2 separate regions of the Homo sapiens genome follow, and region 1 is linked to region 2. Evidence: chromatin loops called from intact Hi-C (ENCODE). Cell type or tissue: B cell. All regions are shown on one strand. Each heading gives the region's core, and the rest is flanking DNA. Links, peaks and the distances in the headings are about the cores only.

Region 1 (11,845 bases), core at 2,100-10,099, 170 kb before region 2:
AGTATACAATATGTTATTAACTATAGTCGTTATGCTGTATAATTGATCTCTTGAACTTTTGCCTCCTAACTGAAAGTTTGTTTCATTTGACCAGCATCTCCCTAGCTCCCCTCCCTCACCACTGGTAACCACCATTCTACTGTCTGTTTCTATGAGTTTGACTTTTTTAGATTCCACATGTAAGTGAGGTTATACAATACTTGTTTTTTTGTGCCTGGCTTATTTCACTTAATATTCACCAGGTTATCCATATTGTCATAAATGGCAGGATTTCCTTTTTAATGGCTGAAGAGTATTCTACTGTGTGTATGTACTACATTTTCTTTTTTTTTTTTTTTTTTTTTTTTGAGATGGAGTCTCACTCTGTTGCCCAGGCTAGAATGCAGTGGCGTGATCTCGGCTCACTGCAAGGTTTGCCTCCCGGGTTCACACCATTCTCCTGCCTCAGCCTCCCGAGTAGCTGGGACTACAGGCGTCCGCCACCATGCCCGGCTAATTTTTTTGTATTTTTTAATTGAGACGGGGTTTCACCGTGTTAGCCAGTATGGTCTTGATCTCCTGACTTTGTGATCCGCCCACCTCGGCCTTCCAAAGTGCTGGGATTACAGGCGTGAGCCACTGCGCCTGGCCTATGCTACATTTTCTTTATCCATTCATCTGTTGAACACTTACATTGATTTTATATCTTGACTATTGTGAATAATGCTACAATGAAAATGGGAGTGCAGATATCTCTTCAACGTACAACGTACTGACATCATTTCCTTGGATATATACCCAAAAATGGGATTGCTGGATCATAAGGTAGTTCTATTTTTAGTTCTTTGATGAACCTCCATACCATTTTCCATAATGACTGTACCAGTTTACATTCCCACCAACAGTGTACAGGATTTTCTGTTTCTCCACATCCTGACCAACACTTGTTATTTTTTGTCTTTTTAATAATAGCCATTCTGACAGGTGTGAGCTGATATTATGGTTTTGATTTACATTTCCCTGATGATTAGTGATGCTGAGCACTTTTTCTTATATGTGTACACCATTTGTATGTCTTCTTTTTAAGAAATGTCTATTCACATCCCTTGCCCATTTTTAAATTGGGTTATTTTCTTGCTATTGAGTTGTTTGAATTACTTATGTATTTTGGATATTAACCCCTTAGATGTATGTTTTGCAAATATTTCCTCCCATTCAACAGATTATCTCTTCACTCTTGATTGTTTCCTTTGCTGTGTAGAAGCTTTTTAGTTTGATGTAGTCTCACTTGTTTGTTTCTGCTTTTGTTGCCTGTGCTTTTGGTGTAATATTCAAAAATCATAGCCAAGGCCAATATCAAGGAGTTTTTCTAGCTTGTTACCTGTTTTCTTCTAGTAATTTTATGATTTCTGGTCTTAGGTTTAGGTTTTTTAATCCATTTTGAGTTGATTTTTTGTATATGGTGTAAGGTAAGGGTCCAGTCTAGTTCTTTTGTATATGGATAGCCTGTTTTCCCAACACCATTTGTTGATGATACTATCCTTTTTCCATTGTGTCTTCTTGGTGGCCTTGTTGAAAATTAGTTGAACATATATGATTGGGTTTGTTTCTGGACTTGCTGTTCTTTTTCATTGGTGTATGTGTCTGTTTTTATGCTAGTACCATACTGTTTTGATTAGCTTTGTAATATAGTTTGAAATCATGAATTGTGATGCCTCCAACTTTGTTTTCCTTTCTCAAGATTGTTTTTGCTATTTGGGGTCTTTTGTGTTTTTTTAAGAGTTTTTTTTTTTCTGTGAAGAATGTCATTGGAATTTTGATAGGGGTTGTGTTGAATCTGTATCATTTTGGATAGTATGTGTAGTTTAAATAGTATTCTTCAAATCTATGAACATGGGATATCTTTCCTTTTTTTGTGTCTTTGGTTTCTTTCATCAATGTTTGATAGTTTTCAGGGTACAGATCTTTATTAGTTAAAATTATTTCTGGGCTGGGCGTGGTGGCTCACGCCTATAATCCCAGCACTATGAGAGTTCGAGGCAGGTGGATCACGAGGTCAGGAATTCAAGACCAGCCTGGCCAAGATGGTGAAACCCCATCTCTACTAAAAATACAAAAATTATCCGGGTATGGTGGCGGGTGCCTGTAATCCTAGCTACTCGGGAGGCTGAGGCAGAGAATTGCTTGAACCTGGCAGGTGGAGGTTGCAGTGAGCCGAGATCGCGCCACTGCACTCCAGCCTGGGCAACAGAGCGAAACTCCATCTCAAAAAAAAAAAAAAGTCTAAATATTTTATTCTTTTGATGGTATTGTAAATGTGATTTTTTTCTTGATTTTTTTTTTGGATAGATTGTTATTGGTGTAAAGAAATGCAACTGATATTTGTATGTTGATTTTGTATCTTACAACTTATTAATTCATTTATTCTAATAATTTTTCTGTGAAGTTGTTAGGGTTATTTATATTGAGGATCATGTCATCTACAAATGGATAATTGTACTTCTTTCTTTCTGATATGATGCCTTTTATTTATTTTTCTTGCCTGATTGCTCTTGCTAGTATCTTTAGTGCTATGTTCAGTGGAAGTATTGAGTGGGCATCCTTGCCTTACACAGATCTTAAAGGAAAAGCTTTCCGTTTTTTCCCCATTAATGATATTAGCTGAGAATGTAGGCTATTCATAAATTGCCTTTATTACATTGAGGAATTTGTCTTCTATATTTATTTTGTTGAGAGTTCTTTTATCATAAAAGGATGTTATGTCATTGCGATGTCTGACTTTAGTATTAGGGTGATGCTGCACTCAGAAAATGAGTTCAGAACTTGTACTTTTTGGCAGAGTTTACGAAGGATTGGTATAAATTCTTTTTTTTTTTTTTTTGAGACAGAGTTTTGCTCTTGTTGCCCAGGCTGGAATGCAATGGTGTGATCTTGGCTCATGCACCCTCCGCCTCTTGGGTTCAAGTGATTCTCCTGCCTTGGCCTCCTGAGTAGCTGTAATTACAGGCGTCTGCCACCAAGCCTGGCTAATTTTTGTATTTTTAGAAGAGATGGGGTTTCACCATGTTGGGCAGGCTGGTCTTAAACTGCTGACCTCAGGTGATCTGCCTGCCTCAGCCTCCCAAAGTGCTAGGATTACAGGCATGAGTCACTGCACCTGGTCAGTATTAATTCTTTGAATATTTGGTAGAATTCAACCATGAAGCCATCTGGTCCTGGGCTTTTCTTTGATGAAAAGTATTTTATTACAACTTTAATATTTTTATTTGTGATTGGTATGTTCAGGTTTTCTAGTCTTGATTCAATCTTTGTAGGTTCTATGTTTCTAGAAATACCCATTTTCTCTAGGTTATCCAATTTGTTGGCATATAATTGATAATAATAGTCCCTTATGGTCCTTTTTATTTCTGTGACATCAGTTGTAATGTCTCCGCTTTCATTTCTGATTTTGAGTCTTCTTTTTTTTCTTTTTTTCTTTTTCTTTTTTTTTTTTTTTTTGAGACGGAGTCTTGCTCTGTCGCTCAGGCTGGAGTGCAGTGGCGCGATCTCGGCTCACTGCAAGCTCCACCTCCCGGGCTCACGCCATTCTCCTGCCTCAGCCTCCGGAATAGCTGGGACTACAGGCGCCCACCACCACGCCCGGAGAATTTTTTTTTGTATTTTTAGTGGAGACAGCGTTTCACCATGTTAGCCAGGATGGTCTCGATCTCCTGACCTCGTGATCCACCCGCCTTGGCCTCCCAAAGTGCTGGGATTACAGGCGTGAGCCACTGCGCCCGGCCGTCTTCTTTTTTTTCTTAGTGTAGCTAAAGGTTTCTCAACTTTTATATTTTTTGAAAAACCAACTTGATTTTGTTGATTTTCTGCAGTTTTTCTATTCTCTCTTTGATTTATTTCTGTCCTGATCTTTATTATTTCCTTCCTTCTGTTAACTTTGGGTTTAGTTTGTTCTTTTTCTAGTACCTTGAGGGGTAAACTTAGGTTATTTGGGATCTTTCTTCTTTTATAATGTAGGCATTTATCACTATAAAATTCCCTTTTAGTAGTGCTTTTGCTACATCCCGTAAGTTTTGATATGTAGTATTTTTGTCTTCATTTGTGTGTATGTATGTATGTATGTATATGTATGTATATATACACACAGGGTCTTGCTATTTTACCCAGGCGGAGCTCAAACTAACAATCCTCCCATCTCAGCCTTCCAAGCGGCTGAGACTACAGGTGTGTACCACCATTCCCAGCTTGAGATATTTTTAAATTTTCTTTTTTTAAAATTCGCATATAAAATTTATTTCCATATAGAAAAATTTATAAGCTAAATATAAAGATTAAACTAAAATAGTGTTTGAAAAGCCCACTACTTCAGTGCTAACAAACTAAATGAAAATAAGGCTATTTTGCATTTTAAATCATAAAAAACTGAAATATATATTAAAATAATTAGATCCCCAGTGTTTGCTCTTTTTTTTATTTTATTTTCTTTCCTGCTACAGCTTCTTTCTTACCTGAGTGTTTGCTCTTCTTCCATCACAGCTATATTGAAGAGCATACTGGTTTGGGTTGACTGGCCTACCTTGGTCATCTCTTATTAATCTAAAAACATCACAAATGTCATGCAGTTTCTGTTTCATTATGTTAATAGCTTTATTACATTGGGCTCACTCTCAAGAGTTTCCTTCTTTGCTTGCAATTTACATACATCATCCTCTAGATTCAAAATTATGTCTAATTTGCATTTGTAACAGTTCTGAGCAGCAACTTTACTTTTCCCTCTTCATCTGATATCACAGATGAGCAAGACTTGTAGGTCTGTCAGATAGTACCTATTTAATGTGCTACTGAAAAAATCAACAGGTGGGCTGGGCACAGTGGCTCATGCCTATAATCCCAGCACTTTGGGAGGCCGAGCTGAGCAGATCACCTGAGGTCAGGAGTTCGAGACCAGCCTGGCCAACATGGTGAAAACCCGTCTCTACTAAAAATACAAAAATTAGCCAGGCGTGGTGGCGGGTGCCTGGACTCTCAGCTACTTGGGAGGCTGAGGCAGAAGAACTGCTTGAACCCAGGAGGTAAAGGTTGCAGTGAGATGACATCACACCACTGCACTCCAGCCTGGGCAAGAGAGCAAGACTCGGTCTCAAAAAAACAAAAAACAGGCATGTGGACAATTTCATCTACAGAAAAAGGGATATGCAAAGCTTTAGCATGCCATTCATCACAGCTCAAGTTTCTATCAGTCACTGAGGTACCTACTCCTTATTTTCTGTGACTTTCCAGGCCTGAAAAAGATTCCGAAGTAGATTCTGGTGCATTTGGCTGTAAGTGATAAGTGTGGTTATAAAATATGTCTTGAAATGCAAGATCCCCATGGAAACCATAATCACTACTATGATCCATGTGATAAAACATACTGGGTTCTGGGTAGCAGCCTCCTACAGCACCTTCTAAGTCATGATGGGAACGAGACTATACTAAAACCCTATAGCAGCTTCACAGAGTGAGAAGAATTAGACCTGGTGATAGAGGTGCTATTGTGACGAGTCTAAAGAAAGGCCAGAATCAGAATCTGGTTCTTCAGAAAGCCGAGAAACATCCAAAGTCCTTGTCTGTGGCTAATGACATTAAGTTTATCAAATACATTTACGGGAAGGTCATATAGTAGGTCTTGGCTTTTTAGATTCGTCATCTGATTGTCAACATGTGGAAGAGATCCTCTCAAATTAGTTCTAGGAAGGGTTTGCCCAGGATTGGTGGTATGAGAATGTAACTGTAGAAATGGTTCTTGTGCCTGTGAAGTGCTTCCTACTGGATCTCCTCGAAATGTATTGTTGGGACACAGCAACATGGCCTCATGAATATTGACATCGTGACTTACAGCCTGGGTAAAGTCTCCATTATAATGTGCTGAAGAAATTCATGCCATCATTGATACTGCCTGGAAAAGGAGGAATATCTCCCGATGAGATCCCTCCAGTGAATTTTCAGGCTATGATGAAAACAACAATCTTCCAGAGAGAAAGAAGTATCTGTCCCATTCAGATGTCTCATTTCTAGGTTCAGTGGTCTTTTCTGCCTCCCGGTCAGGTTTATCTGCTGTTTGTTTTCATCTTCATTGTTCTGCTTTGTAATGAGTTCTTCTGGGTTGACACATTTTCCTCGTGCTGGGAACTGGGAGCCCCAGCTTCATGCTCTTTTCTTAGTGCCTCATTTTTCTCGTTCTTCCCCGCCGGCCCAGGGGCTACTCCGAGCTGCTTGGGGATCCCCGCCGCCCCCACTGTGCAGCCTGGCTGGCGCCGACTCCTCTGGCCAACGTGGCGGTGGCGCCGAGCAGCCCGTGAGCCACGTCTGCATCCTCAGCTGCCACGCTGTGCACCAGCCACGAATCCACTTGGCTGCGGGGGATGCAGGGGACCCCCGAGCGCGCGCACCTCCCGGAGCGGCTGGCCCTTGGTGTGCACCTGGCCCGCTCACCCTCCCGAGGCGGGGAAGGGGCTGAGCGCGGAGGCGGAGCTGGCCGGGCCTTTCGGGAGTAGCAGCTCATCGCGGTAGCAGGGTGGGCGGAGCTGGCAGGGTGGGCGGAGCTGGCAGGGTGGGCGGAGCTGGCAGGGTGGGCGGAGCTGGCAGGGTGGGCGGAGCTGGGTGGGCGGTGGCAGGCAGAGGGTGAGGTCCATTTTCTTATTTCCTTTTTAGTCCAGTGGCTGTTTAGGAGTATGTTATTTAGTTTTCACTATTTGTGAATGTTCCTTTTTTGTGTGTGTGCTGTTACGGATTTCTAATTTCACTCCATGTAGTTGGAAAACATACTTGATATGATTTTGACCTTAAATTTGTTAAGACTTCTGTTGTGGCCTAACGTGATCAATATATCTGGGAGAATGTTTTGTGTGTGCTTAAGAATGTGTAGGCCAGGCTTGGTGGCTCACACCTGTAGTCCCAGCACTGTGAGGCTGAAGGGACAGGATCGCTTGAGGCCAGTTCAAGATTACACTGAGCTCTGATCACACCACTGCAGTCTAGCCTGGGTGGCAGATTGAAATCCTGTATCTTAAAAAAGAAGAATAAGAATAAGAATGAGGAGGAAGAGGAGGAGGAGGGGGAGGGGGAGGAGGAGGGGGAGGAGGAGGAGGAGGAAGAAAAGCAGAATGTGTATTCTGTTGAGTGAAAAGTTCTATTTATGTCTGTTAAGTCCATTTGTTATAGTGTTCAAGTTCACTCCTTACCGATTTTCTGTCTGGACGTTCTGTCTGTTACTGAAAGTGGAGTGTTGAAGTCTCCTACTACTATTGCTGTCAATTTGTACTTTTAGATCTGTCAATATTTGCTTTGTTAGGTGCTTTTAAGTTTGGTGTATATATATTTCTAATTGTTATATCTTGTTGACCCATTTTTTGTTAAATGACCTTCTTTGTGTCTAGTGACAGTTTTTGACTTAAAGTCTGCCTTCTTGGATATGAGTTATAGCAACTTCTGCCTTTTTTGGGTTAACATTTGCATGCAATATCTTTTTTCTTCCCTTCACTTTCAGCCTTTGTGTGTCCTTGAGTCTAAACGAGTTTCTTGTAGACAACATATAAATTTTAAATCTGTTCAGGTACTCTACATCTTTCTTTTGTGGAGTTTATTCCATTTACATTTTTTTGTTTTAAAAAATATTTTTATTTGACAAATTATAATTGTATACATGAATGGGGCACAATGTAATGGTTTGATGTATTATATAATGTGGAATAATTAAGCTAATTAACATACCTATCACCTCATTTTTTTTGTTGTAAGACCTTTAAAATTTATTCTTAGCTATTTTGAAATACATAATGCATTATCATTGACTATAGTTGCCCTACTGTGTGTTAGATCTTATATATTTTTCATCCTAATGGAAACTTTGTACTCTTAGATCATTTATTTGACACTCTGATTCCTTGTTCTCTCCTTCTTCTAACCCCCAGCCTCTGGTAACCACCTTTCTACTCTAGTACTATGAGTTTGACATTTTTTAGATTCCACATATAAGTAAGATCGTGTGGCATTTGTCTTTCTGTGCCTGCCTTATTTTACTTAGCCTGATGTCCTCCAGGTTCATCCACAGTATCACAAATGACAGGATTTTCTTCTTTTTAAAGGCTGAATGATATTCTATTGTTGTATATACCATATTTTCTTTATCCATTCATCTGTTGATGAATATTTAGGTTGAATTCATATCTAGCTATTGCAAATAATGTTGCAATAAACATGGGAGTGCAGATACCTCTTCAGCATGATTTTAATGCATTTATTCCATTCAAATTTAAAGTAATTTTTGGTAAGGAAGGATTTATTCTTGCCATTTTGTTGTTTTATTTGTCTTGTGGTTATTTTATTTCCTTTTTTTTTCTTGCTGTCATTTTGTTTCTTTTTTTTTTTTTTTTTTTTTTTTTGCATTGCTAGGTTTTGATTCCCTTTTTCTTTGTGGTTATCACGGGGCTTACACAGAATATAGTTCTCACAGTCTACTTTAAGCTGATAACTTCCCTCTCATGCAAGAATGCTTTTCTCTCTTCTCTTCCCACATTATGCTATTGATGTCACAATTGTCTACTATTTATATTATGTATCCATTAACATATTTTAGTATTAGTTGTTTTTAATACTTTAACCTTTTTTTTTTTTTTTTTCTGGGATAGAGTTTTCCTTGTTGCCCAGGCTGGAGTGCAATGTCGCAATTTTGGCTCACTGCAACCTCCGCCTCCCGGTTCAGGAGATTCTCCTGCCTCAGCCTCCCAAGTAGCTGGGACTAGAAGTGCCCGCCACCACGCGTGGCTAATTTTTTTGTAATTTTAGTAAAGACGGGGTTTTGCTGTGTTGACTTAAGGTGATCCGCCTGCCTCAGCTTCCCAAAGTGCTGGGATTACAGGTGTGAGCCACCAAGCCTGGCCTAATACTTCAAACTTTTTTTTTTTTTTTTTTTTTTGCTTTTTAAGAGACAGGGTCTTGCTCTGTCACCCAGGCTAGTGGCCTGATCTTGGCTCACTGCAACCTCCACCTCCTACATTCAAGTGATTCTCCTGCCTCAGCTTCCCAAGTAGCTGGGGGATTACAGGTGTGCACTACCACACTCAGCTAATTTTTGTATTCTTTTTAGTAGAGATGGGGTTTTGCCATGTCGGCCAGGCTGGTCTCGAACTCCTGACCTCAAGTGATCCACTCACCTCAGCCTCCCAAAGTGCTGGGATTATAGGTGTGAGCCACCGTGCCTGGCCTAAACTTTCATAGTAAGATTGCAGTCTATTTACTCACCACTGTTGGAATAATAAAAGATTTTTTGCCTGTGTATTTACATCTACCAATGAGTTTTATGCTTTATTTTGCTTTCCTATTGTTGTTCAGCATTCTTTCAGCTTGAAGGACTCCCCATATCATTTCTTATTTCTTGTCAGACAGGTCTAGTGGTGATAAACTCCCTCAGTTTTTGTTTGTCTGAGTAAGTCTTTATAGCCCCTCTTTTTTTTTTTTTTTGGAGTCTCACTCTTGCTGGAGTGTAATGGTGTGATCTCGGGTCACTGCAACCTCCGCCTCCCGAGTTCAAGTGATTCTCCTGCCTCAGCCTCCCAAGTAGCTGGGATTACAGGCACCTGCCACCACGCTCAGCTAATTTTTGTATTTTTAATAGAGATGGGGTTTCACCATGTTGGCTAGGCTGGTCTCGAACTCCTGACCTCAGGTGACCTGCCTGCCTCAGCCTCCCAAAGTGCTGGGATTACAGGCATGAGCCACCCCACCTGGCCCAGCCCCTTGTTTTTTAAGGATAGTTTTGATGGGCATAATATTTTTGGTTGGCAGTTTTCTTCCTTGAGTACTTTGAATGTACTGTTCCACTCCCTTCTGTCCTGCAAGGTTTCTGCTGAAAACGGTTAGTCTAATGTGGATTTCCTTGTATGTACCAAGCTGCCTTTCTCTTGCTGCTTCAAAATTCTTTGTCTTTACCTTTTGTTAGTTTGATTATAATATGTCTCTGTGTAGATCTCTTTGGATTCTTCTTATTTGGCATCCTTTGGGCTTCCTGGATCCAGATTTCTCTTTTCTTCCCCAGTCTTGGGAAGTTTTCAGCCATCTCTTTCTCTCTCTCTCCTCCTAGTACTCCAGTAATGTATAAATTGTTCTCCTTAATGCTTTCCAATAAGTCTTTTAAGTTATCTTTACTCTTTTATTCTATTTTTACTTCTCAGATTGCGTGATTGTGATTGACCTCTTTTCTAGTTCACTGATCCTGTCTTCTTGATCTAGTCTGCTGTTGAATGCTATTGAATTTTTCAGTTCAGTTATTCTTCAGCTCTGCGATTTCTGCTTGATAATTTTAAATATTTCCTATCTCTGTTGAAATTTTCAGTTCAAGAATTGCTCTCTTAATCTTGGTGAACGTCTTTATGACCTATTTCACATTCCCTATCAGGTAAATCACGTATCTTTATTTCCCTAGGTTCTGTTTCTGGAGATTTATCTTGTTCTATTTGTAACATATTTCCCTGTTTCTTCACTTTTCTTGACTTTCTGTGTTGGTTTTTGCACAGTAGGTAAGACAGCCACCTCTTCTAGTCTTGTCACACTGGCCTCATCTGGGAGATGGACCTCACCAACCAGCCCTACCAGATATTCTAATTCTAGATGCCTCTCATATCTTTTTGCTTGTCCAAATTGCTTTGTTCTTCATGGCCCTTTGGATACTAGGGTGTGCCAAGTTCTGTCAGCACCCCAAGATATGTGAGATAGAAGCCAGTCCCTTGAGATGCAGCTTGAAAAGTCGGAGTGCTAGATTTATGTTCCAATTCCTTCTACCTCAGGGAGAAGCTGGGAGCTAGAGTTTATCTCCCACTTACTCTGTCCTAAGCCTGGAAGAGGATCTGTGGCAAATGCCTGCACTTTTATGCAGTCTGCACATTCCGAGTTTCAAAGGAATCCACTGGATGTGCACCCATTTAGCAACCAGCTTTTTTTGTCTTCTGTGTTCTGGGGAGACTCCAGAATACAGAGCCCTGTCAACTCCCAGAGCTAGGTGATTTAGGAATCAGTTCCTCATATGGGAACTGTTAAAATTGGGGCACTTGATGCATACATATACTTTTTCCAGGAAATCTGCAGACCTGGATTTATCACTTAGTTGAGCTGGTGGAGAAGGTACAGGAAGTGCCCATTCTTCCCTAGAGCCTTTCAGAGGTTTATTGTTTATCTGCTCTGTTTGCTCCCAGATACAGGCTAGCCAGAAGCCCGACCCTCAGGCAGTAGCTGGAAAAGTATGCAGACAGACCTCTTTCAGAGAGATACTTGGAGCTGGGCCTCTTAGCTTATTCTCTCTGGACTGATCCTGGGTGGGCTACAGCCACTGGAAGTGCCCTTTAACTCTACAAGTTAGATGAGCTCACAAACAAACTCTTCATTCCTGAGGGAGAAGCTGGGAGTTGGGGGATGCTTCCTGTTTGTAAAGTGCTGTCCCTGTGGTGGGGTTTGTGCACAAAGGTGTCTCAGCTTTTACTACCTGTTTTGATGTGAATATTTTCTCAGTTGCTCAGTGTGTTAGAGTCTTTCAACTAGTTTTTGGCATTCTCTCAGAGGGATTTAATTTGTGCGTAGATGTTTATTTGGTGTGTCTGTGAGAGGAGATGAAGTCAGCATTCTCCTTTTCTGCCATCTTGCTAATGTTTATTGTAATTTTCTTTTTCTTTTCTTTTTTTTTTTTTTTTTTTTTTTGAGACAAGGTCTTGCTCTCTCACCCAGATTGGCATGCAGTGGCATGATCACAGCTCACTGCAGCCTCAATTTCCTGGGCTCAAGCAATTCTCTGGCCTCAGGCTTCCTGAGTAGCTGGGATTACAGGCACACACCACCACAC
Region 2 (11,845 bases), core at 2,574-10,573:
TGCCTCAGCTTCCTGAGTAGCTGGGACCACAGGTGCACGCCACCAGTCCCCGCTAATTTTTTTATGTTTAGGAGAGATGGGGTTTCATCATGTTGGCCAGGCCGGTCTCAAACTCCTGACCTCAAGTGATCTGCCCTCTTCAGCTTCCCATAGTGCTGGGATTACAAGTGTGAGCCACCACAACAGGCAAACGTATTTGATTTAATAGTTTGTTCTTAGTGGAGTTTGCAAAAGCATAGGTATTTGGTCTTTGACCCTGTTGCCTCCTGTTCCTTTCCAAGACTTTTCCCAGAAGCAGTAATTTGAGTAATATACATATATTTATATTTATGTTTTTTTTTTTTTTTTTTTTTTTTGAGACACGACTAACTCTGTTGCCCAGGCTGGGGTGCAGTGGCACAATTTTGGCTCACTGCAACCTTTGCCTCCTGGGCTCAAGAGATCCTCCCACCTCAGCCTCCCAAGTAGCTAGGACCACAGCTGCATGCCACCACACCCAGATAATTTTTTTAAAAAAATATTTTGTAGAAGCTGGTGCTGGTGGGCGACGCAAGCGTGGGCAAGATGTGCGTGGTGCAGCGCTTCAAGACCGGCGCCTTCTCGGAGCGCCAGGGAAGCACCATCGGCGTCGACTTCACCATGAAGACGCTGGAGATCCAGGGCAAGCGGGTCAAGCTGCAGATCTGGGACACGGCCGGCCAGGAGCGGTTCCGCACCATCACCCAGAGCTACTACCGCAGTGCCAATGGGGCCATCCTTGCCTACGACATCACCAAGAGGAGCTCCTTCCTGTCGGTGCCTCACTGGATTGAGGATGTGAGGAAGTATGCGGGCTCCAACATTGTGCAGCTGCTGATCGGGAACAAGTCAGACCTCAGCGAGCTTCGGGAGGTCTCCTTGGCTGAGGCACAGAGCCTGGCTGAGCACTATGACATCCTGTGTGCCATTGAGACGTCTGCCAAGGACTCGAGCAACGTGGAGGAGGCCTTCCTGAGGGTGGCCACGGAGCTCATCATGCGGCACGGGGGCCCCTTGTTCAGCGAGAAGAGCCCCGACCACATCCAGCTGAACAGCAAGGACATCGGAGAAGGCTGGGGCTGCGGGTGCTGACCAGGGGCCGGGCCGGCAGACTGGGGGCTCCCCACCTCCTTGCTCTCCCCAGCCTGCCAAGCCCAGCCCTCCAGAGCCAGCCCTCCTGGGTACCGGCAACTACAGCAGCCGGGTGAAGCTCTGGAGCTCTGCATCCTGTGGCCTGGCTGCGGGATGGAGGCTCTCCTTGAGGAAGGGGAAGCAGGATACCCTGGCGGGCCACCCTGCCAGCCAGCAGCTGGCCCTCCACCATCTTCACATTCCAAGACTGGCCTGAACCCGCCGGTGTGGGCCACAGTAGGAGGGGCCAGCAGTCCTCCCTGTCCCATGCCTGCTGGCTCTGACCGTTTCCTCTCATGGGTTTGCTTTACCTGTGGCAGCAGGTTGCTGCTTTCCAGGGATGTGTCCAGTGCCCTGGGTTCTTCCCGGTCATCCTGGGGCTCTGCACAGAGCAGCAGAGCTAGAGCCATGAAACCCACAGACTTGGTGCCTGAGCGCAGCTCCAGGGAAGCCCCAGCCCCTTCCAGGCGGGGAACCTGCTTCCTGCCTTCACTGCCCCCGCAGCACTCACAGACATCTCCCTGGGGTCTGGCTCACTGCCTTATCAGGACCTCTGAGTTTTCTGACTTTCTGTGTAGCTTCTCATTTTCATCAGCACAGCATGGGGTCACGGCCCACAGCTAGGTGGGGTCACGGCCCACAGCTAGGTGGGGACTGTCTGCTGGCTCAGGGCCCAGTGTTTTGCCACTCAGGTTGCAAAATTAGCTAATCCTTCAGTGCCAGCACTCAGAAGTCTGGCAGGTGGGGGAATGAGATGAGAAAGTGGACATTTAAGGTCCAAGTAGAAGCTTGCATCCTTGAGGCTCAGGGATGAGAGGGCACCGCAAGGCACCCAGCCTTACCCCACAAGCAGGAATCCTGCCAGCCGAGCGTGGGTCCCAGTCTAGTTTATGGAATCGAGTCTCCCAGACAAAAAAGGAGAGGCCCTGGCGGTCCTTGGCCTGGCCCATTTTATTCCCTGGACCCTTAACTGCCTCACCCTGAGCTGGGCACCAAGGTTAGAAGGCAAAAGTGGGGTAGGGGGATGTGGGAAGCAGCATTGTCCTCTGGGCATGTGGCTCAGAGGTATCACAGTGACAAAAGAGCCAGGGCTAGGGCTGGAGGGGCCAAGTGATCTTCCTTAGCCAATCCCAGTCCGTCTGTGTCAGCCCAGCTCTGCCTCGCAGCCCCCTCAGCATGGGTGCCCCCAGAAGTAAGCAGCTCTTGGACCCACGAGCAGGGCTGCGTCGGTTTGTGGTCTAGCTCCCAGGGCCAGGCCAGGCATGGCTCAGTGCAGTCCCTGGGCCAGTGAGAGGCCTCCCCCATGCCTCCCTGCCCTCTGCACTAAGCACTTTCCAGGCAGGCCTGGCCATAGGGCAAGAGCAGGCCTTACAGCAGTGCCACGGTGACCCAAGAGGCAGGGTTGGGGCCTGGACAGGGCTTCCTCTGCTGAGACTGAGACAAGCAGGGCTTGATGCTGGTGGTGGAGCCAGCATCTCACCTGCCAGGCTTCCTTTTGGGCAGGGAGGCTACCTGTGGAATGGCTGAGCCTGGTTCTGCAGGGGAGGAAGGCTGCCAGGAGCTGAGGGGCTGGCACCTGCATTGAGGGGAGTCTGGGTGCATCAGATTGGGGGGCACCAGAGGCGAGGCTGCCTGGCTCCCTTTCTCAGCAGCTTTGCTTGTGGCAGGGGTGAGAGTGGAGCTGAGTGGGGTCTGGGCTCTGCCCCTGCGCCTCCACTGCAGTGCCTGGGCTCCCCTTGCAGGGCAGACAGTGCCTGGCACTGAGGGGTGCCCCCAGACCCCGCTGGGACTGGATGTGCCGTGGGCAGTGCCTTCCTCCAGCCTCACAACCTTTCTGCTGGGGCTGAAGTTTCTGGGGTCACATGGTCAGAAGGGGCTGAGCTGGTCTTTCACTGCAGGCCCACTCTGAAAGAGAAATCCCATGAAGCCTGTCCTTGCAGAGCCCCTCTGTTTTTGGGGGAACAGGGAGCATTCACAGGGTCTTGGGAACAAAGGCCTGGGCCTCCCCGTTTGAATTTCAGCCCCAGTTCCAGGGCAAGTCCCAGCCACCCAAGCATACTTACCAGTACTGCCCACCACCACCCACTGCCCACCTCTAAGAAGCCCGGCTCTCCTACTCTGCTTCCAGGCTGGGGCCTCACAGGTGGGGCTGTTACCTTCCTCAGGGCTTAGGGAGGGAGGGAGGACATGGACAGGGCCTTCCACCCTGGCTCCTTCACAGGGATGGTAGCTGACCGGTGATGGGTTCATTTGTCACCTTGGACTGTGAGCCACTTCCACTTCTCGCCCCCCAGGCAGGAGCACCCTCACTCCAAGGGCTTGGCCTGGAAAGGCAGGCTCACCTGGGACTCAACGTTCCTTCCCCCGCCGCCACTGTGCCCCCCCGTCCCTCCACCCCAGAAGCCCTGACCTCATTTGGGCACCTTGCTGTCCTCTGGGCTTCTCCTCTGCCCAGGTCACCCTGTGGCAGGCCTGGGCCCTCAGGATGTTTCAAAGGCTCCACAGCTCCACCGCTCCACCTGGCTTCACTCCAGCACCCTGTCCCTGGAGCACCTCTGTCCTGTCTGGGCCAACCTGGTCTCCCTGCCCCATGCCCTCCCCTGGCTCTTAGCAACCTGCCCTTTTATTCATGCCATTTGGGGTCACAGATGCCTAGCTGGACACAGCTCCCAGAACTGGCTCCACCCTGGGGCCTTGCCCCTAGTACCCCCTGGCAGGAGCAACCCACCCCATGGTCGAGGTTCCCCTACCCCTGGATCCTGGACTGAAGCCATTTCCTACAGAGAAGCGTTCCCACCCCCTCTCAGGCACAAAAGCCGGTGTCCAGGGACTCAAGACCTGTACCTGGGGTTGCAGGGGCTCCTGCCCTGCTGTATCCCACCAGGAGGGGGCCCCACTGCCCTTCCGGCCCTTAAAACTGGGCTGGGAGAGAAGATGGGGAAGTGTGTGAGACAAAACAAAGCCGGCTTGTTTCCTCCCCTTGGCAGGCTAAGCTCTCCCGGCAGCCCGGGCTCTGGGGCGGAAGGAGAACAGTGTCATCTCTTCCTTTGTTGATAAATTGCCAAAGAGTGGGAGCAGGTGGGGTCAGGGGCCAGAGTGCAGGGGAGGGGGCAATGGTGGAGGTGGCGGGGGGAAGCAGAGGGAGGTGGGCTGAGGCCTCGGTGGGGCCAGTGCGACGCTGGCTTAAGGAGCTGGAGGGGTTCCTAATACACATTTAATTCAGTTTCTCTTCCCTAAGAGGCTGCCGGAGTTGGGGCCTCCTCCAGCAGAGACCCTCGGACCCCTGCAGGGCCTGGACTTGGGGTGAACAGGGCTTCAGTCAGCGCAAGTATTCCATTTGCATTTGGTAATTTTTCATGCCACCTATTTATGAATATACAAATCTTTATACCAAATCTATTTTTTAAAACATGGAAAAGTTGCCTTTATGGAAACTTGGCAGAGCCAGAGTGTACACATTCCTAAACCATTAAACAGATTTCTATAACAAAAAAAAAAAAAAAATTTTGTAGAGATGGGGTTTCACCATGTTGCCTAGGCTGGTCTCAAACTCTTGGACTCAAGTGATCCGCCTGCCTCGGTCTCCTAAAGTGGTGGGATTACAGGCATGAGCCACTATGCCTAGCCTGGTTTGAGTAATATCTTGATGGTTGATGAAATATTTGATAATTGGATGAGAAGAGAACTGTGTTGTCTCCAGTGATGCTGCAAATGGGTGAGGAGAAATGCTGCCATTTGTGAGGTTTGTGGGCGGCAAGGTTGAAGAAGAGAATAATGAAAAAGCTAGCGTCATCCTCAAGGCCTGTTGATAGTCTTGATTATTGTTTTCTGTGTTTTTACCTCATGGTGCTCAATATGTATTTGTTCAGTGAGCAAATAAATGTAAGGTCAGATTCTGCAAACAAAAGTCAAAGAAATCTTACTTCCTGGAAAAGTTAGCCCAATTAAGTGCAGCTTTCCAGTCACCCCTCCTGGCTCCATTTTATTTCAGCTGTAAGGGATCCGAGAGACTTTAGCCCAAGGTGTTTCTTCAAAGCAATAAGTGGAAATGTTTCCCCACATTAAGACTGCACAGACGAACTGTCATGACCAGGCTCTTGGTCCCCTGTGGACGCATCCCACTTGGTGTCCTGGTTACCTGGGCTATCTTGGGCTGACCTCATCATTCTAGTAGTGATGGCCTGGCAGAGACATTAAAAGGCTTCTTCATGGAGTCTGGCTGGTTTCACATCCTGGCTTTGCTGGGTTAGATTGGAGAAGTGACTTAACTTCTTAGTGACTCCATTTGCTCATTTGTAAAATGGGTATAGTAATAGCTCCCGTCTCATAGGATCATTGTGAAGATTAAACAGAACAATCCAGGTAACGCATGCAGGAGGGTATCTTGCACACAATATGCAGTAAATGTTAGCCATTATGATGGAGATTATAGTTGTCTTTGATTAATGCAAATTAACAAATTTACTTACTAAATTTAATTTGACATTCTTTGAAAATATGCTCTCTCTCTCTCTCTCTCTCTCTGTGTGTGTGTGTGTGTGTGTGTGTGTATTGAAAGACAGAGAGAGACTGGTGTTTGGTGGTGAAAGTTTTGGGCCCACGTAGGCCAGCATCCTTTTCAGTTGAAGTTGTGCTTGTGGGAGGTGAAATGACTTGCCCAAGGCAATACCACTAGGAATAGCCCAGGTAAGTTTAAATACTATGTTTTTTGACTCTCAACCCAGTGACTTTTCCACTATATCTCATTTCCAGGCATTGCTGGTTCGTTTTTTTCGAAAATCATTCCAAATTATATTCCAATTCGACTTTCTTCAAGTTCATCCCAGAAAAGCAAAGGCCGGGCACTTGAACAAGAACAGCTGTCAGCCTGGGGCGAGGGGGCAGTGTTGGTGGGGGCTGGAGCGGGGCCGGACTCTAATTGGTCCACGGCCTCGGCCCGACTATCAAATCAGCAGAGCCTGCGTCATCACGTCGTTGCCTGGGCTGCCGTCCGCGGAAATTTGAAATGGCTGACGGGTCGCTGACGGGCGGCGGTCTGGAGGCAGCGGCCATGGCGCCGGAGCGCATGGGCTGGGCGGTGGAGCAGGAGCTGGCGTCTCTGGAGAAAGGTGAGCTCTCCATGCCGGGGCCGAGGAGCCGCCTCTGAGCGGAGGCCTGGGGCGTCGGGACCCTAGGAGGGCGCCTGGGTCGCGGGCCTTCCGGACCCGTCTGTCCAGGGTGGCGGGAACGGCGGTGCGCGGCCGGGACCCAGTGACGGGACCTCAAAGTCGGGCGGTACCCAGGGGTGGGGGACTCCCTCTCTTCCCTATCCGCATCTCCCACTCTCCCTGCACTCTCTGGCCTCCGCCCGCCCCGAGGTTGGAGGGAGCTGGATTGGGCCAGGAATTCCCTATCTGGATGGGTTTTGCGGGAACTGTGCATTTACTGTTGCTCAAGGGGCCATTTTTTCATCTGCATCTCAAAGGAGATCACGAACCACACTTCCCTTTTCCGAAGAAGAGAAAAGCTTGAACCCTTGGCTTAGATGGCTGTCCTGTGCACGGAGGGTAGTGACGTGTCCAAAGTGAGGAGCGCCAACTTGGGCCGGAGTCCAGAAATAGAACCGGGGTCTTCTAGTTCTCTGCCCTTTCTTCCTCCTCATAGAGTTTCATTACTATTTTTTTTTTCTGATATTTTAAGCTGGTTCATGTTTTTACGTTAACACTTTCGGTTGTATTGTGTAGCAGAGAGTCCCAACAAAGTGAGAAAACATAAGTGTGACAATTCCACTATTAACCCACCTATCCAACTGGCAAAAGTCACTTGGCTTCAGTTTTCCCATCTGGAAGACTATGCCAATGGTTGTACTTGTGGTGAAGTTGAAGTGAAATAAAGTTTTTAAAGTGGCTGCAAAAATAAATACTGCATGGCATCGCTTATATTGGGAATCTAAAAAAGAGGAAGTTTCAGAAAGAGAGTAGAGTGGTAGTTGCCAGTGGGTTGGGGGAATGGGGAGATGCTGGGCAAAGGGTCCAAAGTTTCAGTTATGCAGTGTGAATAGTTCTGGGGATCTGATGTACATACAGCATGGTGACTATAGTTAATAATACTGTATTATTATTACAGTATTAATAGGCAATGACGTGATGGTGCAATGCGACACAAATTTTGTACTTGAAATTTGCTAACAGAGTAGATCATAAGTGTTCACACCACACACACACAAAAGGTAACTATGCGAGGTGATGGAAATATTAATTCACTTTACTGTGGTAATCATTTCATAATGTATAGGTATATCAAAACATCATGTTACACACTTTATTTTTTATTTTATTTTATTTTTTTTGAGGCAGAGTCTCACTCTGTTGCCCAGGCTGGAGTGCAGTGGCACACAATGTCAGCTCACTGCAACCTCTGCCTCCCGGGTTCAAATGATTCTCCTGCCTCAGCCTCCCAAGTAGCTGGGATTATAGGCGCCCGCCACCACACCCAGCTAATTTTTGTATTTTTAGTAGAGACGGGGTTTCACCCTGTTGGCCAGGCTGGTGTCGAGCTCCTAACCTCAGGTGATCCGCCCATCTCGGCCTCCCAAAGTGCTGAGATTACAGGTGTGAGCCACCGTGCCTGGCCATCAGGTTATACACTTTAAATGTATATAACTTCTATATGTTAATTATACCTCCATAAAGCTATAAAGAATGGTGCTGGAAAAAAAAAGAATGGTGCTGAAGTACTACTATTTCTTTAACAAACATATACATTATGTAATAGGCACTGTTGTAAATTATTAACAATTAATCTTCTTAATTGAAGTGGATGTACTATTATCTTCCCTTTATAGGTGAGGAAGCTGAGGCATTGTCACATAACCAGTAAGGTACTGATGCCTTCTAAGGTTCATGTGCATCAGTGTTTGTGAGCAGTAGACCCTTGAGTACACTTTGGTCATCTGTGGGTCAAGTACTTCTGGTGGCCTGAACAGGGACAAAGAAATGGAAGGAAGGGGGAAAGGGAAGGAGAAAATCAAGGGGGAGGGAGAAAAAAGGTATCTGCTAACAGCTCAGATACCTTCCCTGAAACCACTTCTGGAGACTACTCTACATTCTAAATGCTACCCTTTTTAGCATTGCTTATTTAGTAGTTGTTTCATTTATTAAAAACATTACATAGAATTAGATATGCCACTGGCTGAATCATACCTTATGAAACATTATATACAGCCCAAACCTAATGTGATTTGCATTTTCTGATCTTTTCCTTAGACACAGTCATTGAAATTAGTGAGGAGGAATCTAATAACCTTACTGAAGTAAACCTTATGGATTATTAAGACTCTCGTCCCTGTTTATTGAGGGGCGATTGACAGACTGATATTGTAGGAAATAAAGGGAGGGCTTAACCCATCTGAGAGGAAGTCAGCTCCCTTTCTTAAAGGAGCTTTATGGAATTGCTTTGGAAAATAAATAACTAAGATACTTGATTATTATCACTGGCTAACTGTAGTATAAATCACAGGCTGTATGCTTTGTAGGAGATCTTGAGTGATTTCCACTGAATTAAAAATCAACTGTCTTCCAGCTGGATGTGGTGGTGCATGTCTGTAGTCCTAGTTACTCAGGAGGCTGAGACAGGAGGGTAGCTTGAGTCCAGGAGTTTGAGGTTGCGGTGAGCTATGATCGCACCACTGCACTCCAGCCTAGGTGACAGAGTGAGACCGTTTCTAAAACAAAAACAAAAACAGCCTTCTACTTCTCCCCAAAACCTCACAGAACAACAACAAAAATCTAACTGTGAAAGATCTTAAGCGCTTATTGTTTTGAAGTAGAATTTGGATTTTGAAATATTTTTAAGTTTGGAAAACTAGTTTCTTCTCACAATGGTAGAGGTAAGTAGACTATTCATATTCAAATTCTTGTTTGTATTTTGTTTGGGATTTCTATGCAAGGATATGAAAATAGAAGCATTCAAATAAGGCACTGGAGCTTGCTTATTTTTGCTTTTTTTTTTTAGGTTTGTTCCAAGATGAAGATTCATGCAGTGATTGTAGCTACCGTGATAAACCAGGTTCTAGTTTACAAAGTTTTATGCCAGAAGGAAAAACCTTTTTCCCAGAAATTTTCCAAACAAATCAACTTTTGTTCTATGAGCGATTCAGAGCCTATCAAGATTACATTTTAGGTGAGTAGGTTTTTTGCTTTTTTTTTTTGAGATGGAGTTTCGCTCTTGTTGTCCAGGCTGGAGTGCGATGGTGCGATCTCGGCTCACCGCAACCTCCGCCTCCCAGGTTCAGGTGATTCTCCTGCCTCAGCCTCCCTAGTAGCTGGGATTACAGGCATGCGCCATACCACCAGATAATTTTGTGTTTTTACTAGAGACGGGGTTTCTCCATTTTCGTCAGGCTGGTCTTGAACTCCCGACCTCAGGTGATCCCCCTGCCTCGGCCTCCCAAAGTGCTGGGATTATAGGCATGAGCCACTGCCTGGCTGGTTTTTTGCATCTTTTATCTTTTTAGTTTGCAAGTAGATTATCTATTTCAGTCCCTCAGATTGCCAGTTGTTTCTGAGAAAGTGGATTTATTAACTTCCCTCTGCTTTATGCATTCTCAATTCTTCCTGTGTTTAATTTGTTTGTAGCTGACTGCAAGGCCTCTGAGGTACAGGAATTCACAGCTGAGTTCTTGGAGAAGGTCCTTGAGCCATCTGGATGGCGGGCAGTCTGGCACACTAATGTGTTCAAGGTGCTGGTTGAGGTAAGGTTAATTTTGTTATTAGACCTTTGTCTCTAGCTTTAAGCACTTTACTTCAGACTGTTATATCCAAAGTGCTTATTTTTAATTAAAGTTTATGAGCTGATTCAAATAGCATGTTTTTCACATCTAATTGCCATGTTGTAGGAAGTGTTCTGCAAATTTTAAAGGCAACTGAGGAGTTGTTACCAGGGAATTAAACTGGTTCAAATTAATTAAAAGAAGGTATTTGAGATCACTTAAAAAATTAGGCCTAATTATGAAGTTAATGGTTTCAAAAAAGTGTTTAACTTCTTAATTGTAATTCGTTAAGCAGCTCAAACCTAAGAGGCATTTTTATTTATTTATTTTTTTTAAGATGAAGTCTCACTGTGTTGCTCAGGCTGGAGTGCAGTGGGACGATCTCGGCTCACTGCAACCTCTGCTAAGAGGCATTTTTAAACTAGCCCAGTTTTTGCCTAGCAAATTTGTTTATATGTGGTTAATCTCTTGACAGTGTGTCCCATTGCAGAATGTAAAAACAGTCTTATTCTTCTTCTCACTAGGCCTTTTAGATTACATTTGCATTCTAATTACAGCTTTGAATTTTTCTCAGTGTTTGTTAACTGACCACAAAAAGCCCTAGTAAACTAAAATGTCAAACCAGGGAGTGTGAATACAAGTTGTTGCTGCAGCTCCCTTAGAAAATGGCATCACATACTACAGTGATTATGTACAAGGCAGTGGATTGCAGCTATTGCTTGTGAGTTTTAAAATTTTGGATTGTGCTAATATTTTTTGGTTGAAGTTCAGGCCTATTCATTTGGTTATGATAAGTGCCCCCCCGCCAATCAGTTCTCCGAAAACAATGAAAGTCATTGTTTTAAAACAGAAGCATGCCATTTCTCTGCTTAAAACTCCTAAGATATTGTCTTTACCAAGGGCTTAGTGTTGGCTTTATGGCTTCTCATTGTATAGAAAACACTTAAAATCCAAGCTCCTTCAGATGTCCTTCATGTCCTGGTCTCGTTGCCTCTCTTTCTCACCTCATATCTTGCTGCTCCACTGCACACCGCCCCCCTCCTCCATTTCCTCCCTTTGGCTCCAGCAAGAAGGACTGCCTTTCCGCTCCTCCAGCTGCCAAGCCTGTCTCTGCCACAGGCCTTCTGTGCTTTCCCAGCTCTTCAGATGGCCGCTTCCTTCTCATCCTCCTCAGCCTGGCTCAGAGCTGACTTCCTTGCCCATCTCAGCAGAACAAGATCCCCACCCCTGCTAGTTATTCTCTGTCACCTACTGGTTATCATTGTGTTTGTTGATCTCCCTGATTACAGTGTAAGCTCCATGAGGGTAAGAGGCAGCCTGTCTTGTTCATCCTTTATATTATGGGTAAAGCCTCCCCACCCATGTTGTATGCTTTTAAAAAAATCAGGTTGTCAGTAGTGTCTTATAGGTGTATCTTCATTTTGATTTCCATGTGTTAAGTCACATTATTTTAAATTTCAGATCACAGATGTGGACTTTGCAGCCTTGAAGGCAGTGGTGAGGCTTGCTGAACCATACCTCTGTGACTCTCAAGTGAGCACTTTTACCATGGAGTGCATGAAGGAGCTCCTTGATCTGAAGGAGCATCGGTTGCCCCTGCAGGAGCTGTGGGTGGTGTTTGATGATTCAGGAGTGTTTGACCAGACAGCCCTTGCAATTGAGCATGTCAGGTAGGAAAAGAAGTTGAGAAAAATAACCTTGTGGCCAGAAACTTTGGATGAAATGAAGTAATTCTGGTCTGTGTTAGACCCAGATTTAAAACTCAACTGTAAACTTGGTCATTGCAATATTTAAAAATATCCAAAGATAGGATAATCTTTTTTAAATTAAAAAAAATTAAAAATGTTTTAAATCTTTTTTTTTATTTTTTAATTTTGAGACATAGTCTTGCTCTGTTGTCCAGGCTGGAGTGCAGTGGCATGATCTCGGCTCACTGCAACCTCCGCC

What was found. Peaks named below come from ENCODE experiments on the same cell type or tissue, not always from the same donor. Only the 100,000 strongest peaks of a DNase experiment are listed, where the experiment ranks them.
Region 1: it touches region 2 in a loop (11-fold over the local background); 3 of 110 quality-filtered maps call a loop at or near these places.

Annotation. Positions count from the first base shown.
Region 1 is chr16:46,784,700-46,796,544 of GRCh38, reverse strand. It overlaps the pseudogene LOC100130180. Among named protein-coding and RNA genes, the nearest start is that of C16orf87, 41 kb to the left of the region's middle. RefSeq lists enhancers at 6,079-6,158, 6,169-6,218, 8,371-8,420 and a silencer at 6,369-6,418. In B cell, for the core only: no CTCF peak of the experiment used is centred there; DNase peaks (open chromatin) are centred at 4,694, 6,564, 7,434 and 8,464; H3K4me3 peaks cover 1,623 bases; H3K27ac peaks cover 2,276 bases.
Region 2 is chr16:46,615,669-46,627,513 of GRCh38, reverse strand. It overlaps SHCBP1 (SHC binding and spindle associated 1), which reads left to right and starts at 6,135. Exons shown (of 13, transcript NM_024745.5): 1 at 6,135-6,257; 2 at 9,142-9,309; 3 at 9,765-9,880; 4 at 11,360-11,568. The coding sequence starts at 6,155. It also overlaps the pseudogene RAB43P1. RefSeq lists enhancers at 5,817-6,403, 6,404-6,992. In B cell, for the core only: no CTCF peak of the experiment used is centred there; DNase peaks (open chromatin) are centred at 6,113, 6,863 and 6,893; H3K4me3 peaks cover 1,494 bases; H3K27ac peaks cover 1,023 bases.